Linked DNA regions of Homo sapiens: region 1 is linked to region 2. Evidence: chromatin loops called from intact Hi-C (ENCODE). Cell type or tissue: psoas muscle. All regions are shown on one strand. Links, peaks and the distances in the headings refer to the core of each region. The heading gives the core; the rest is flanking DNA. Region 1 overlaps LINC00222 (long intergenic non-protein coding RNA 222). Region 2 has its middle 54 kb from the start of LINC00222.

Region 1 (8,332 bases), core at 292-8,291, 63 kb after region 2:
GTAGCTGGGACTACAGGCACCCGCCACCACGCCTGGCTAATTTTTTATATTTTTAGTAGAGACAGGGTTTCACCGTATTAGCCAGGATGGTCTCTATCTCCTGACCTCATGACCCGCCCGCCTCAGCCTCCCAAAGTGCTGGGATTACAGGTGTGAGCCACGTGCCTGGCGGAGCTGATTCTAAAATAGCATTTACTATGTGCAGGACACCATTCTAATGTATACCTAAAATCTTCCCATGTTATGCACGAAGAACGTAAGGCAAAGAAAGGTTGAATAACTTGCCCAAAGTCTCAGATAGTAAGTGGCAGAGTTGGGATTTGATCCCAGGCAGTCCGGCTCTATTCTTGACCACTCCAATATACCAATACACTAACGTAGCCCATTCTTTGACTTGTTTACATCAGGTCCAGATGAGAGATCTCTAATAAAACTCCTTGGTCAGAGGAATATTGGCTTAATATCTTACCCCTGGAGGAGCATTTCCCAAAATATGATAGCAACAGGTGTTGAACAAACTAACCAAAACAAAAATAAATGCTATGACCAAATAAATTTGCAGTTACATTAAACCAAGTTAAACAGGTTTTATATTACGGAACTTCTCAGAGCCTTTAATATGCTAATAGACATTATAAATTCTCTAAAGAGTCTAAAACATTTCCCCAACTTCTGGGACCATAGAAGCCTTTTTGATGCAATGATGTCATGACATATCATGTGCCCTGTGGAAAACTCAATTGAGTAAAAAAGGCAAATTGTGTATTATTACAAAAAGAGTTTTGACCTCAAGAATGTCCTAAGATGGATTCGAGAGCCAGGCATAGTGGCGCACACTTGTAATCCCAACACTTTGGGAGGCTGAGGCAGAAGGATCCCTTGAGCCCAGGAGTTCAAGACCAGCCTGGCCAACATAGGAAGACCCCCCCCCGCCCCCCGCCATCTCTATATTTTTTAAAAGGCTTTTTAAAAAAATGAAAAAACAAATAAGATTAATTCAAGCACCCCCAGGGTTCCCTGGTCCACACTTTAACAACAGCTGTCTAGAAAATACTATTTAAAATATAAGACTTGAAGCTCATCTTCAAGGAAGGCTAAATACCATATCATACTGCCCCATGCATAGGATGAAGGAGAAAAGCGAATGAAAGAATGTGGATGTGTGTTTTTAAAACAGTCCCCTTTCATTTCACACTCTATGTCCATATAAATAAAAAATAAAAATAATAAAAATCAGTCCCCTGTCCTACTAGTTCTTTCTTTTTTCCTTTTTTATTCTCTTTCCTCCTTTTTTTTTTTCATTTAAAAAATCTCTTGTTGCTCCATAAAGATTTAAGGTAGTTTAATCTTCCAGTGAGTCAATGTTCCTGTTGACAGAGACATATTTAAGTAAAGGGTCATTATTTTAGGGGGACTCCTAACCCTTCACTCTATCCTAAAAATTCCCTATTATCATCCTACAGGTCAACCTAAATTTTCTGTCCTTAGCATTTTGTTTATTGGGGTAAGGCCATGTCTTTCTAGAAAGAGGCCTTGGGTTAAGATATAGTTTCATTATACGGCTAGGTGTGAACACACATGGCTACTGCCACATGGGAATGTGTCTCTCAGATTAGGGCACTCATCCAGGAAGAGACCCCTAAGGACAGGGACCCAGGATGGGAAAGTACTGCAGTGGGCACTTGCATGCAGCCCTAGAAAGTGAGGTGCCCTGCTAAGAAGTCACTCTTTCCTTTTTAGGGAAATGTCCAAAGATACGTCTTATTTCTTTAACAGGTTTGCTTCTTTTTTTTTCTTTTGAGACAGAGTCTTGCTCTGTCACCCAGGCTGGAGTGCAGTGGCGCGATTTCTGATCACTGCAACCTCCACCTCCTAGGTTCAAGCGATTCTCCTGCCTTAGCCTCCCAAGTAGCTGGGACTATAGGCGTGCGCCACCACGCCTGGCTAATTTTTTTGTATTAAAGTAGAAATGGGGTTTCACCATGTTGGGCAGTCTGGTCTTAAACTCCTGACCTCAAGCAATCCACCAGCCTTTGCCTCCCAAAGTGCTGGGATTAAGGCATGAGGCACTACACCTGACCTCTTTAACAGTTTTATCTACGGCCTGCCCTTATCTGAGGTCATTTTGTGTTTATATTAGACTGCAGGTCTTTGAACCTGATTTCAAACCTCATGTCAAAGCTAATGCAGCATCTGCAGTACTGCACCCAAATATGACAACCCAGACCAGGTGGGGAAAATGAAGTCTAGTTCAGGCTGGTGGCCCAAGGTCCCCCTTGTTACACTGGCCAGCAACAAGGTAACACTGGCCTTGGCTCGCAAGGCACATAAACCACACAAGATGCTGCAGTCAACACCGCTGAGGTGAGAGAGAGAATTACAGACTGGAGGGGATGCTAAGGGTTCTCTTCCCTGAGAAGCCCACCGTCTCCCATGCTTCTTTGTTCTGTCTTCACAGGGTTGGGGGATCCAGCTATCTGTAATTGTGAAGTGAAGAGGATGTGACTGCCAGGTAATGCTAACCCCGAATCCTTGGTGCCTGTGTTATGCACCATATGCTGAATTTCGGTTCCAGCTGTGTGCTAGGTGAGTCTTTGGGTGTTTGGCTGAATGATCTTTTAAGGCTGGTGTGCCCCTTTTCAAGGGTAACCCATCCAGCTAAGTGTTTTCTAAACAACAAAACAGTCTGGGCACAGTGGCTCACATCTGCAATCCCAGCATTTTGGGAAGCCAAGGCAGGTGGATCACCTGAGGTCAGGAGTTTGAGACCAGCCTGGCCAACATGGTAAAACCCCATCTCTACTAAAAATACGAAAATTAGCCGGGTGTGGTGGCAGGTGCCTGTAGTCTCAGCTACTCAGGAGGCTGAGGCAGGAGAATTACTTAAACTTAGGAGGTGGAGGTTGCAGTGAGCCAAGATCACGCCACTGCACTCCAGCCTGGGCGACAGAAAAAGACTCTGTCTCAAAAACAAAAACAAAAAACAAAACAAGCTTATTAGTCGTTTTTGTACATGTGTTAGTAACGCATACTAATTATAGAAAATTTAGAAAATACAGATAAGAAAATGGAAAAGTCGTCATAATCCTATCACCCAGAGATAACCACAGGTGACTTTGGATGTAAGTCGCTCCTGCCCGTGCTTCCCACCTCTAACTCTCATTACATATGCTGCTGATGGGATTCACGTGTGATCCAAGCATTGCACTGCCCTACCTCTCAGACACTGATCGGCAGCCATGACTGACTTAGGGGAAGGGGCCAGTTTTTCTGTTGGGCTTCTTGGGCCTGGAGGGTAAAGGGAGAGGCTAAAAGGGAGCCTGGCCCTCTCTCTGTCTCAAGGCTGGGTCTGATCTGGCAAAGAGGAACTGGCTCCACAGCTCTGGGCAGAATCCACTGCTGCTCCCACACAGAGAAGACCAGGGGAACCGCAGTCCCACTCTGGTAAGTGAAGGGAGGGAAGCTGTTTATCTTCAATAGTGCACTGGGGCTGCTATTTTCTCTCCTGGCACCCCCATCCCGGGGCAAGGTCCTCGGCAGGAGTGGACAGAGATAATCTCCTCTTGGCCATGCGTCCACGTCCTTAGCTCTTCACACCCCCTCCAGCACTGGCCACTGAGGCTGCTTTGCTATTCCTTTTAGATTTCCCAATTCCAAGTCTATACTTAGTCTTTTCTGCACTAGAACACGCACGGCAGTTAAATATGAAATCTAAGATGTCATCAACCAGCAGCCTAGGATTCCACATAAAATGCATGCAGAAATGTACTGAGGCCTGGCTGGCTGTGATGAGTCACCTTAGGGCCCCCAGCCACTTGCCACCACTCTTAATTCTTCACATTAAGCAGGGAGAGCAGCTGGGGAAGCTGGGCTCTTTGGAGGCAAACACTGGCCAACTAGGGGATGCTCCTCTGCTGTTTCCACTTCTCCCTAGGCAGCCCCTGCTGGCTTTCTGTTTATTTTGCAATTAGCACTTGAAGGAGACTCTGGGGATATTTTTGCTTGTGGGCTGAGAGCTGATATTTCAGAAATTCTTCCCCTCCTTAGAGCACTAGGTTCTGGAAGGAGGGTTTGGAAACAACAGCTCTCAGCGTTCTTTCCAATAATACTCTTGATAATGATCCTTGGCAATTTCATTATCCACAGACACAATCCTTCCAATACTCAGCCTCCTGGTTCCTCTCCTTGCTCTTCTCCACCAATCTTGTCCTTTATGGCATTGCGGCCACTCACCCCTATGGCCGTTCCCTTGACTGTGTCATTACTCCCAGTTGTGCTATCTGTACTATCTTGACTTCAAACATCCCACTCTCCTAACACAGTTCCCATCCCACTCAGTCTTCCCTCTCCAGTGATTCTTCAGCTTTACTGGGACCCACAACTGACTGATCTGCCATCTTTTCACTGTTCCTCGCTGCTACCTGCAAGTCCTCCCTGCCCTCTGTACCCACTTAGATGCTGCGATCTGGGGCCTTCATCCCTCCCATCAATACACAGTCAACTCCCTTGACCCCCTCTCCTTTGTTGTACCTGCCTGGTAAGACCACAGTCCTGGCTGAATCCTACTGTCTGCCCACTGTGTGTACCTGCCCAGCTGACTGGTCTCACTCTAAGTTCAGCCTCACTAGCTGCAGGTGGGTCCTGGTGTTTGGCTGGCCCTTCTATTTCATTTCCCTGCACCACTTATTCTCATACTCTCCAAGACAGTGATTTCATATTTTCTCCCCGCTCAAATTCACAACATGTCCTCCCCTATCCTCACCCTCACCTGATGACCTTGCTTCCAAATTCACTGAGATAGTAAAATAAGTGGCTGCCAAGTTCCCATCTTCCCACCCTCGCCTGTACTCCCACCTCCATCTGTGCCTACCCGCTCTGCCTTCCCGCCTTGGACAAGGAATGAATTTCCCAAGCGCCTGTCAGCAATACTCAGTGTGGGCCTGAATCTTGACTGCATCAGTATCACCTGGGGGATGGTCAGAAAATGCAGCTTGTCCACCCCCAGTCCAGACCTGCTGAATCAAAATGTCTGGGGCGGGGCCAGGTGCAGTGGCTCATGCCTGTAATCCCAGCACTTTGGGAGGCCAAGGCAGGTGAATCATTTGAGGCCAGGAGTTAGAGATGAACATGTGAAACCCCATCTCTACTACAAATGCAAAGATTAGCCAGGCGTGGTGGTATGCACCTGTAATCCCATCTGCTTGAGAGGCTGAGGCATGAGAATCGCTTGAATCTGTGAGGCAGAAGTTGCAGTGAGCCAAGATTGTGCCACTGCATTCCAGCCTGGGCAACAGAGCAAGACTCTGTCAAAAAAAAAAAAAAAAAAAGAATGTCTGAGTTGGGGCCCCAGAACTTGTTTCAATGGGCTCTCCAAGGCATTCTTATGCATGACACTGAGCTAGGTCCCTTTCTCTGTCACCTACTCAAGGACATCCCTCCAGCAGTTGTCTCTTCTCTACAGGATCATTTCCAATATCATACAAACAAACCAGAAACAAAACACCTCTCTAGATCCCAAACCTGCCTTAGCTACCACCCTATTTCTCTACTTCCCTTTTTTCTCTTGAACTCCCTTCAATCAGTCTTTGGTTTCCACCCTCCTCTAAAAGTGCTCTTGCCAAGGTCATTGTGAGAGAAACTGGCTAGATGGTCACCAAACCACTTCCTCTTCCAGGGCACACAACCAAATGATGTTTCCCAGTTACTTTGCCTCTAAATGAGGCTGTGTGACTAGTTCTTGTCATGGGAACTCCAGTGGGTCAACGTGCCAGCTTCAGGCTGAAGCACCAGAGCTCAGGTGTGCTTCTATATGGACCACTCCTTCCCTTTCCAAGGGAACCATGGCAGGTGTGCACTGAAGATGGAAAGAACCTGGTACCCAAATCACAAAGAAGGCCACCTGCCAAATACTTGACTGGACTGTGAGATGAGTGAGATAGAAGCTTTTTATTGTACTAAGTTATTGATTCAGGGGTTATTCATTGGAGAAATAAGATTGCCCTAATAAAGTCACGAGGGACCTCCAAATTTCTAAATCCAATAGTCAATTCTTAGTTATTGTCACTTGTGACCAAATAGCAGCATTTGGCAAAGTTGATCAATGGTTACTTTTTGAGAAATTTTCTTTATATATTCTCTAGGTTGTTTTTTTAAGAAAAAATTATTTAACTCACTTTAGTATCCTTTGCTAAGTCCTCTTTGTGTAAGATTGCCCCAGGACTTAGTCCTTGGATCTCTTCTCTCTCAGTACTCACTCCTTTGTTAATATCAATCTCATTCTTGGCTTTGAATATCTTCTCTACAGTGATGATTTCCAAGCTTACATCTCTAGCCTGAACCTAAGACTTGCTTGATCCACAGGCTACTAGACATCTCCCCTTGGTGTCTAATAGCTACCTCAAACTTAACGTATCCCAAACCATACCCAAAACCATATCCTGATGCCTTTCACCCTACTTCACCCATAACCTTCCTCTTCCCAGTAAATGTTAACTCTCTCCTTCCAATTGCTTCAGCAAAAGAAACTGTGGACTAATCCTTGAGTCTCGCTCATTTCTCATATCCTGTTATTAGATTCTGCAGGTCTTACCCTAACAACATCCAGACTCTCAGCTCATTCTTACGCTGCTGTCGTGGTCTGAGCCACCGCCACCGTCTCCTCCTTGGGTTGTTCTGCTCTCCTCCTCACGGTCTCGCTGTTCACATTCTTTTCTGCCTTCTTTATAGTCTTAATTGAGCACCCTGCATGAGCTTCATACACAAAAATCAAATTGTCTCACTTTTCTGTTTCAACCCTCCCCCTCCGCCAGTATTTTCTCAGATCACTTGGAATTAAAAGTGCTGAAGGTGGCTCACAGGCTCCCTGTTGCCCCTCTGCCTTCATCTCTCTGGACTCTCCTTGGCTCAATCCATTCCTGTAACACCCTCTTCTTTGCTGTTTGAATCCCGCTCTTGCCTGGAATATGCTGGCCCAGAAAATCATCACTTGCTCCCTCACTGCCTTCAAAGCTTTGGTCAAATTTACCTTAACAGAGGGGCCTTCCCTGATGTCAGCTCGTGCTCTACACTCCCTGTGCCTCTTAGCACTTATCACTACCTAGACAGTTACTTTATTGTTTGTCTACTGGCACCAGAATGTAAGGTAGGCAGGGACTTTGTCTTGTTTATTCTGTGTCTCCAGAACACAGAACAGTGTTGGGTACACAGTAGGTGCTCAATAAACATTTGTAGAATGAATGAAAGAACAAACAGCTGAAAGGGCCAGCTACAGCCTCCTTGGCTTAGGTGAAGAAGCAAGTTTTTCCCGTTGCATTTTGCACGTGTGCTTCATTCTAGTGGATCCAGAGTCCGTCCTTCCTCTCCTTGTGAATTTTGTCTCAAGGATCTTGTTTGCCTCTTGTGTGACCTCTTTTGGACTGTCCTGGGCGATTCACCCATCTTCTCAAAGAATTGGCCTCGCAGATACCTGGTGACATCGTACGTGACTCTCTACCACAGGTTCTTGTTCATGAGGCTCCAGAACTCCGTTTTACACCATGGGGAGGGCTGATCCTCCACCTGCTGAGGTCTGACCAGGGTCACCAAGGGCAGCACCGGGTTCTCCTTTTGCAAAAGTGCAGAAAAGCAATCATGAAACCATCAGAGGAGAGGATGGAGGTGTGGAGGCCTGCCCAGTCATAGGATTCTGGAGGAGGGATGAGTGCGCTGGGCAGGCTGCTGAGGAGGTGCTGCTTCCTGGTGCCCCCTCCTTTCCAGCACTGTCTCTGGGAAAGGTTGTTGGAACCAGAAAACACACAGCCTTGGTTGATGAAAAGCCTGTTTATTCCTAGTACACTGGACACTTTGTTCAGGAATAGTTCATCCATTTGAAAATATTGCCCTTGTAATGGTGCCAAGGTCATTGCCTGCTGGGGTTATCAGCACTGTGTGTGCCAGCTCTGACTGGGTGTTTTAATAGGTGGATCATTTCCCTGCCAGAGGGACTAAAGAACGTTGAATGGTTAATTTGTATTCAGTGCTATCCCTGCATACAGTCTTCATATTAAGTTTTTGTTGGGACTTTAAGAAAAAAAAAGAGAAATGAATAAATAGGTTAGGATGCAATGAACTGCTTTAAAAAGGAATTTTAAGTGGTACTGACTCATTTTAGAGTTCTCCATACCCATCTGATAATAATAGTATACCTACCTTTGCAAAGTACTGGGGAGTTTGCCAACAACAACAACAACAACAACAAACCCTTGTATTCATTGTCTCCTTTGATGCTCAAATCAATCCTGTAAGGTAGGGTGGTGTGGTCCCCTATTTTAGGTGAGAAAACTGAGGCTCAGGG
Region 2 (8,332 bases), core at 244-8,243:
TGCACAGCTCATGCATTGTCCTCACAGCTTTGCTGACCTCCCTCTGCCATTTGTTCCTTGTTCATTTACACTCCAGTACTTAGACAGCTGTTGAGCAAGACTCATGCATCAGGGGGCTCAGAGTGTCTGTAAATTGTAAACAGTCCCAGGCCCAAAGGATCTCTGTCATCTCTGTCATGTTCTCATCTCAACCAAGAGGGCCTGGAACACCTGAAGATGGCCTGATTGCTCTTCCCAGAATCCTGAGGAAAAGGAAAGAACCGTACCAAGAGCCTCCTAACCAGAGTGGGGCTCTCCCTCCCTCACCCCTGGATTCCCTTAAGATGGGAACAGGAAGGGCAGCTCTCACACCCACACTGTCCCAAGGGTGGGCATTGCTGGGACTCCTGGGCCCCTTCCTTGTCTCCTCAGTGCTCCTCCAGCTCTGGGCCAGCCTGCAGCCCTTCCTCCTCCTCCTCTCCTGTCTGTCCCCTTCCATTGCCTGCCTTGCCATCCTTACCTCCCCCGGTCCCCAGCCAACTGAGACCTATCAAGTGACAGGCACTGGGCTGATGGCTTATATTCATCATCTCTTTATTCTGATTTTATTATGAAAAATTTCAAACATATAGGAAAGTTGAAAGAATGACTAGCCATACACCCATCACCTAGATTCAACAACTCTTTTTTTTTTTTTTTGAGACGGAGTCTTGCCCTGTTTGCCCAGGTTGGAGTGCAGTGGTGTGATCTCAGCTCACTGCAACCTCTGCCCCCCGGGCTCAAGTGATTCTCCCACCTCAGCCTCCCAAGTAGCTGGGATTACAGGCACCTGCCACCGCGCCCGGCTAATTTTTGTATTTTTAGTAGAGACTGGGTTTCACCATGTTGGCCAGGCTGATCTTGAACTCCTGACCTCGTGATCCACCCGCCTCGGCCTCCCAAAGTGCTGGGATTACAGGAGTGAGCCACCGCGCCCGGCCAGATTCAACAGCTCTTAACATGATGCCATATTTACTTTATAGATTGATGTATGTATGTATATGTACATATGTTTTTGTTTTGCTGAATCTTTAGAAAGTTCAGCCATTATAACAAGTCCCCTCCCAAGACCTCAGCATGCATCTCTCAAGCCCCATGGGATCCCTGCAAAACAAGTATAGATACCAGTCCCATTTTACACGTCAAAAATTTGAATGTAAGAATTTGAGTGTAAATATTTGAGATTCTAAGAAATGACATTACTCGCCCAGCATCACACAAGTGGTAAGTGATGGAACTGAGATTTGAACCCAGGTTGGTATCCTGCCTTCTCTAAAGTGGTTCTAGAGCTCAGAATTAGGGGTATCCCAGAGTGGCGTTGCTTCTAGCTTGGGATTTTTTTTCTCTTCTTCGAGAAAACTGAAAGCATTTCAGAGAAACAAAATTTCCTTTCAGCAATATCCCCTGAGGCCAAAGCTACCACTTCCCAAGAAGCTGGGTGAATTCCAAGATTACAGGTTAGTGGAGAAAGATGTTCAGGATGTGGGCCCAGAGGAACAGACGGTTAAAGCTGCCAAGCCTATTGCCGCTAGAATGCAGGCAACCCCTTGGGGCTCCCAGCACGTACCTGAATGTCTCCCATCTGGGATCACTATGAAGCACGAGAGTCTAAGGGGCCCTTGGAGAAACACCAAGGAATAAAAGAAGCCTGCTCATGAAGCATAAATCCCAAAATAATGAAGAAAGGCCTCATGGTGGGCCTCAAAATGTGGGCCATTAACCACCTGCATCAAAATAACCTGGAAAGCTTGTTTAAAATGCAGACTCCTGGGTTTACCCCAGATCCAGTGAACCAGATCACTGGGGCATGGGGCCCTGGACTCTTAACACCTTCCCCAGGTAATGGTTGCCAACTCTAGGTAGAGGACTAGTAGCCAAATTCCTATACTAATACACATGACACAACATGACACGACTGTGCACTACACTACACTACACACCACATTACTGTATATACTACGCTGCACATAACACTGTACACTACACCACAGCTCCCTGTGCTACACAGTGTCATGCTGTCCCCTACCACACTATGCGATACGACTGGGCTTCCTCCTCAGTTAAATGCTCTACTTTCTCATTGATCCATTTTTTTTTAATTTTCTAAAAGTAGTTTATTTTTTAATTTTTTTTTTAAAGTGTTTTAATTTACATACAGTGAACTTCACACCTTTTGGTATCCAGTTGCATGAGGTTTAACAAATGCATAGAGTTGTGTAACTGCCACCACAGCCAAGATACAGAACAGTTCCATCCCGTCTTCCAGATTCCTTTGTGCTCCCCGGTTCTGGTCACTCCCTTCCTGCACACTTACCTCTGGTAACCACTGATCTGTTCTCCAACCCTGGAGTTTTGAGGGTTCCAGAATGTAATATAAATGGAATCACACAGTCCATAGCCTTTCGAATCTGACTCCTTTCACTTAGCATAAGGCATTCGAGATTCATCCATGTTAGTGCATGTAGGAGTATTTAATTCCTTTTTATTGTTGATATTCTGTTGTATAAATGTACCATGGTTGTTTATCCATTCCCCAACCAAGGGACATTTGTGTTGTTTCTGGGTTTTGGTGATAAACTCAATGATCCAAATTTAATGAACTGATTCCTTTCTCTGGGAGAGGAGAATCTCGTATATTGGCCATGTGATAAAAGGAGTAGGTGGTGGGTCAAAGAAAATGGCCTACACATGGTTTCTGCCATGGGCCACCTATTTAACAGTCCAGGGTCAGCCATGGAGGACCCATATTTGACCTTATGACAAACTTGCTGGTCTTCCAAAAATCATAAAACAACCAGGTCTTCACAATGCTGCAGCGCCTATCTTTTACAAATAAAACAAAGGGCCCTTGGAACACCAGGCCCCAAAACTCACTGGGAAGCCATCTGAGTGAGCACCTTAGCCTTCCACTGTGGTGTGCCCCACGCCTTCCATTGTGGCGTCCCCCACAGGGGAGTCATCCGGTGGCATCATCCTTCTTCACAGCTCTCTTCAGCTTACAATGTTTTTGCCGGACTGGATCTATTTGATCTTCCAACAAGCCCAAGAAGGAAGAAAGGCAGACATTTTTATTTTTACTTGCACCATTTTGAAATCAGGTTGCCAAAGCTCAAAAGCTCAAGGCAGCTGGTACTTATTCAAAGTCAACAAGCCCCTTTGGCTGGGGAGACCCCCTGACTCTTCCCATTCTCAACCCAGTGTTTTCTGGTTTTAAAGATGTAAAACTTCTGGCCGGGCGCGGTGGCTCATGCCTGTAATCCCAGCGCTTTGGGAGGCCGAGGTGGGTGGATCACCTGAGGTCAGGAGTTTGAGACCAGCCTGGCCAACATGGTGAAACCCCGTCTCTACTAAAAATACAAAAATCAGTCGGGCATGGTGGCAGGCACCTGTCATCCCAGCTACTCTGGAGGCTGAGGCAGGAGAATCACTTGAACCTAGGAGGTGGAGGTTGCAGTGAGCTGAGATCACACCACTGCACTCCAGCCTGGAAGACAGAGTGAGACTCCATCTCAAAAAAAAAAAAGGAAAAGAAAAAGATGTAAAACTTCTGCAGATGGACGATGCAAGGGTAGTGGTCAGCTCTTTAATCTGCACATTTTAGAATCCAGTTTTGCTCAAAGTAAGTAATAAGGTGGGCGAAAAACAGAACAGAGCTGAGTTTAAACCACACATCTGCTTGCCAGCTACACAGCCTCCATGCTCTCATTTATAGGATAGGCGAAGAAATTCCTACCTTCTAGTGTTGTTGCAAACATGAGAGGCTGCAGAAGAGTTCATAATGCAAGTGGGTAAAGCATAAGAGGCACTCTATAAATGGCAGCAATTATTATTAATTTGGTTTATTAAGAGAAACCATAGAATGTACACACCATTAACCATCTGTGGTAGGTGCTCTCTGCCTCTCAGTACTGCTCAGGATTTCTGAGGCCTAATTTTCTCCTGGCAGCACTAAGGGAAACCAAGGAGTTAACAAGGAGGCCTGGAGGCTGGCATGGCTGGGACTGTTAGTTCCTAATGAGGGGCCGGCCCGAGGAGGAGGCCTAGCAGCTGTGAGGAGGGGCGCTGAGGGTGTCTCCCATGGAGGAGACTTGGGCTGGAAACTTTGTTTTTCTTATTTCTGAACTCGGTTTTACACTCCTGAGGGGAGTTCCTAGTGTCTGGACTTGGTCTTTGAGCCCTGGCGCTGGTGGTTCCCTGAGGAAATGCCTCGCGGCTTCTTATGGGGCAATGTTGTTATTGATGTTGGGCCAAGGTGGTTAGAAAATGGGATCCTCCAAATGGGGGCCTTGTGGTTTGGCCACACGGAGATATCTCCACAAGCACAGCCGGGGTGGGGACAGCTGCCCACAGGGTAGGGCTTGAGGGTAACGTGGTGCTTCTCCTCGGCCGCCCCATCCTCTCCTGTCCTTGGCATTATTCTTACATGTCGCCTGTATTCTGGCTTCAGACTCTGCTGAGAGAAACGCGCTGTGTTAGGGCCAGCTGGGCCCTGAGCAGACTCCTGAGAGCCAAAAAGCAGGGAGACCAGGGTGCCAGGGGCACTCTGGAGAGTGAGAGGTGCTCAGAGTGACAGCACCCATGGGGGGTAGAGATGCCAGGCTGAGAAGAGGGAGAGGGAGAGGTAGCTCTACCTGGAGCAGGCCCCAGTAACCTCCACCCCCTCTAGAGGCAGAGGCTTCCGTGACCCCCAGGGTCAGCCCTGTCCCCCTCAGCCCTCGGTGGTCTCCCCTCCAGCACCCCAGGTGGTTGGCTATTTCCACATTGTGCCTACCAGACAGCTGTGGCAGGTGCTTTAAATATGTCTGTGGAGTGGTTGAAGAAATCTGAAGAAAAGAGGGAAGTCTGATGGTATCTCCAAGGTGACTTGGAGGGGCTCTGGGAAAGGATCTGCCCACTCTCCAGCTTCGCCATGATGGGTAGGCTCTCACAGGAGTGTGGCGGGTAACCGCCCTCACTCCTGGCCTTTGAGTTTCATTTCCGGTGAGTTTCTCCTTCCTTTTTATTCCAACTCTTCCTGGAAGCAGTGAGTGCTGGTTTAGTTTTAGGTACACATAACATTTGTCTTCATAGCCCCCACAGATGCAAGAGGCCTCATCCCTGTTCTGTGTCCCCTCTGGGTAGGCTCATGTGTGCAGAAGGCAGCCTGGGAAAGCCCGTTCACGGAGCTCACTTTGCTTGTTCTTTATCGTGGCTTCATGCCTCCCATTTGATGCTGCAGGTAAGAGGGCTCATGACCATATAAAGCAAATTGGGTGCCGGCTGTTACAAAGGGGAGGCTGCAAAGAAACAAAAGCATTTCAGCCAAGTAAATGCCCAGAATGTGCTGGGGAGTGGGGAAGGGAGGGGATAACATAAAGCCCCTGTCCCAAGGATGCAGCTTATGCCCCCTGGTCTAATGTGGGAGGGGGACGGTAATGATAATATAGTGTGAGAAGAGCTAGGACACGGTGAGTGACTGACAAGTGACCCAACGGGCAAAGCCAATGGCCCCCTCCACGTTCCACCCCCTGGGCATGAGCACCCTCTCCCATCTTGCCCCTTGATTTGTTGTGTCCTTGCCTGTTGCCTTGGGCAGGCTGACTTCTCTCCTTCCACACAGGGAGGTGGGCAGGAGGATGCCAGGAGCCCGTGTGACATCCAGCTGGGCCAGTGAGCCATTCGGTGGGTTCGCAGCAGTTTTGATGATCACCTGTCCATTTGTCAATGCTTTTCCTCACCCTCATTGCCTCAGAGGCTGTTAGTGTATGGAACTGTGATGCATATTCTATTATCTTCCCAGGGAATTACCTCAACGTTGGCCAGAGCTTAGCATTCTTAGCCACACGGGGCTCTGGAGGTATTTTTGGCGCAACTCGGAACTCCTGAGTGTCCATGCACTCTAGACTCGGGCTAGGATGCGAAGTAGGGATAAAGCAGATGTGGCGGGTGTGGCATGTCCCATGGACCCAGGCTTGGCCTTGCGTCCCCTTCTCCCTGAAGCCCGTTCCTCCCACTTGCTTCCTGGCTCCTTGGCCTCCCGCTGTCGTCACCCTCTGAATCCTTTCTTCTCCTCCCCACCGAGCAGGCAGAGGGAGGCAACTCTCATCACAGCTCAGGCCAGAGAGAGGAGTCCTAGGCCCTTGCTATTTTCAGAGCTAAAATTAAAGCCCATGGTTTGCTTCCTCAGCACTTAATTAGACTCCAGCGCCTCACAGGGCAGCCTCCTTCCCGCCCACCAGTGAAGGCCTGACCGGTGGGTTTGGAAGCTGACGCCATGTTCCTGGCAGGAGGGCTGGGGCCTGGGGTATTTTTACATATGAGAGGCTGTGGAGAGCAAAATGCTTGGCACTGAGCCAGTTAGACTAAATCAGTTGGGAGAGGGAGGGAGCAGGAAAGCTGTTATATCGTCCTTCCTTCTTTGAACTGCACTATAAATCTGCTAGACAGGAAATGGGATTGGGAGGGTAGAGGAGGGGGCTGTACAGTGAGGCTGGACTGGGGCCTGGGATACCACCACCCTCGCAGCCTGGCTCAGGTGAGGCCCTGCCCTGAAGGTGGGGTGAAGGGGGCCTCACTTGGGGCTGGGGGTGAGGCACACTGGTGGGTGTTCAGAGTTGTCTGGGTCAGCTAGGGTATGGGCTGACTGTATCTGCCCTCGTGTTATTTCTGGGCCCCTTCAGATCCTCCAACTAAAACCACCATCGGTGGAACAGCTTTTAGGACTGGAAGAGACTTCAGAGACCCTGTAATTAGGGTTTTGAGGACAAGAGAGGGAAAATAAATTACCCAAAGCCACATACCTTATGAGAACTGGAAGTGGGGATGGGACTTTTGACCTAGGACACGATGGCTGTGCACTGGCTCTCTCCCCTTCTTATTGCTGTCTCTTGGCTTTCTTGGGGGCACAAACTTTTCATTCCAGAGTAAAGGTAAGATATAAAATGCAGATGTATGTAAGTAAAATGACATACAGTCAATTCACACTAAGAGCTAAATAATTGATATTTAGCACTGTTACTGAGTAGAGATTTTGATGAGCAGAAGGCCCCTGTGCTCCGTGGAGGTGTCCTTCTGACCGTAAGGGTGGTGAGGCATCATTGACTTCATAATCAACCTAAGGCCATCTGGCCTCAGGGTTTCTGGAGGGGGCAGGTGGGGGAAGTTGAGACCTGGGATGTACCTGAAACAGAACCTGCTCCCTCCCAGGGAAGAGTGAAAACAGGACACCTGACTAATGACATCTCATATTTATCAATTTACAGCATTTCTCCAGAAAGGTCTAGATACCAGCCTTAGGGGAACCTCATTATTGTTGGATTAAACTTATGCCTACCCATGCATCTATAAGCCAAGGAACCTCTCCTGTTTTTTATCTCTCCTTTTCCCTCCTATAACACTCCTGAGGCTGCCTCTCAAATGTAGGAACCAATAGGTGAGAACCATGTAAGATCTTCGTATATACTCCTGAACCCTGAATTAAGTTAAGGAATAGCCATAGCCTGTATTTATTTTGCTTTTTTTTTTTTTTCAAGCACTATACTAGCATTATCTTATGTCATCTTGAAAACTATTATTATCATCATCCCCATTTCACAATGAGGAGAATGAAGCTCAGAAACGTTAAATGATTTGCCTAAGATCACCCAGGTGTCAGGGCCAAGATTTGAACCAAGGTAGGCTTATTCTAGAGACTATGCTTCACATACCTCATACTGCTTCCACTGGCAGAAATGAAGTTTTGGGAAGTATAGAGGGAAATAATAGAATTTTGTCCAGTAGCAAGAATGAGGAACACACTGTTTATTGCCTGGGCTAGAGGAGTCAGAGTGTGAGGAGTGTCAGGCCTTGGAGAGTGTTTGGCTGAGAGCTGAAGTTGGCGTGGGATTTCCATGTTCCATGGCTGGTGTTTGGCATATATTTCTGCTTTTCTGGGCAAATAGCCTAAATCTCCTCTTTACTTCTCTTGGATAGGGTCTTAGGCCAAAAATGCCATACTGCCCCCATTCCGTTCTTGCCTCAAATCTGTCACTTAGCTCATTTCAGTGGCTTAAACCTGCAATTTTTTGATGTCTACTGAATGCAAATAAAGCTGATTCTTGACACCGAGGAACAGTTGACACAAGCTCTTTGTTGTTGTTGTTGTTGATTTCAAATCCTCCTCCTCTTCACTCTCCTGTTACTTCTCTGTTATTTACTTTAGACATTTCATCACCACCACTAGGAAGCACACAGTGGAAGGAAACCATGTTTATTGTGAGCCTTATGCTGGTAACTAATTTTGCTAATAGTGCCACTGGAAAAAGACTAGTGGGGAAGTAGTTTGAGGCTTGGAGAT

The links. Peaks named below come from ENCODE experiments on the same cell type or tissue, not always from the same donor. Only the 100,000 strongest peaks of a DNase experiment are listed, where the experiment ranks them.
Region 1: it touches region 2 in a loop (1.9-fold over the local background); 2 of 110 quality-filtered maps call a loop at or near these places.

The regions. Positions count from the first base shown.
Region 1 is chr6:108,756,960-108,765,291 of GRCh38, forward strand. LINC00222 (long intergenic non-protein coding RNA 222) reads left to right here. Exons shown (of 5, transcript NR_033376.1): 2 at 2,459-2,586; 3 at 3,343-3,444. Among named protein-coding and RNA genes, the nearest start is that of LINC00222, 9.5 kb to the left of the region's middle. In psoas muscle, for the core only: no CTCF peak of the experiment used is centred there; a DNase peak (open chromatin) is centred at 3,572; H3K27ac peaks cover 1,276 bases.
Region 2 is chr6:108,693,561-108,701,892 of GRCh38, forward strand. No RefSeq gene overlaps it. Among named protein-coding and RNA genes, the nearest start is that of LINC00222, 54 kb to the right of the region's middle. RefSeq lists enhancers at 5,015-6,214, 5,442-6,248. In psoas muscle, for the core only: no CTCF peak of the experiment used is centred there; DNase peaks (open chromatin) are centred at 4,191 and 6,031; H3K27ac peaks cover 928 bases.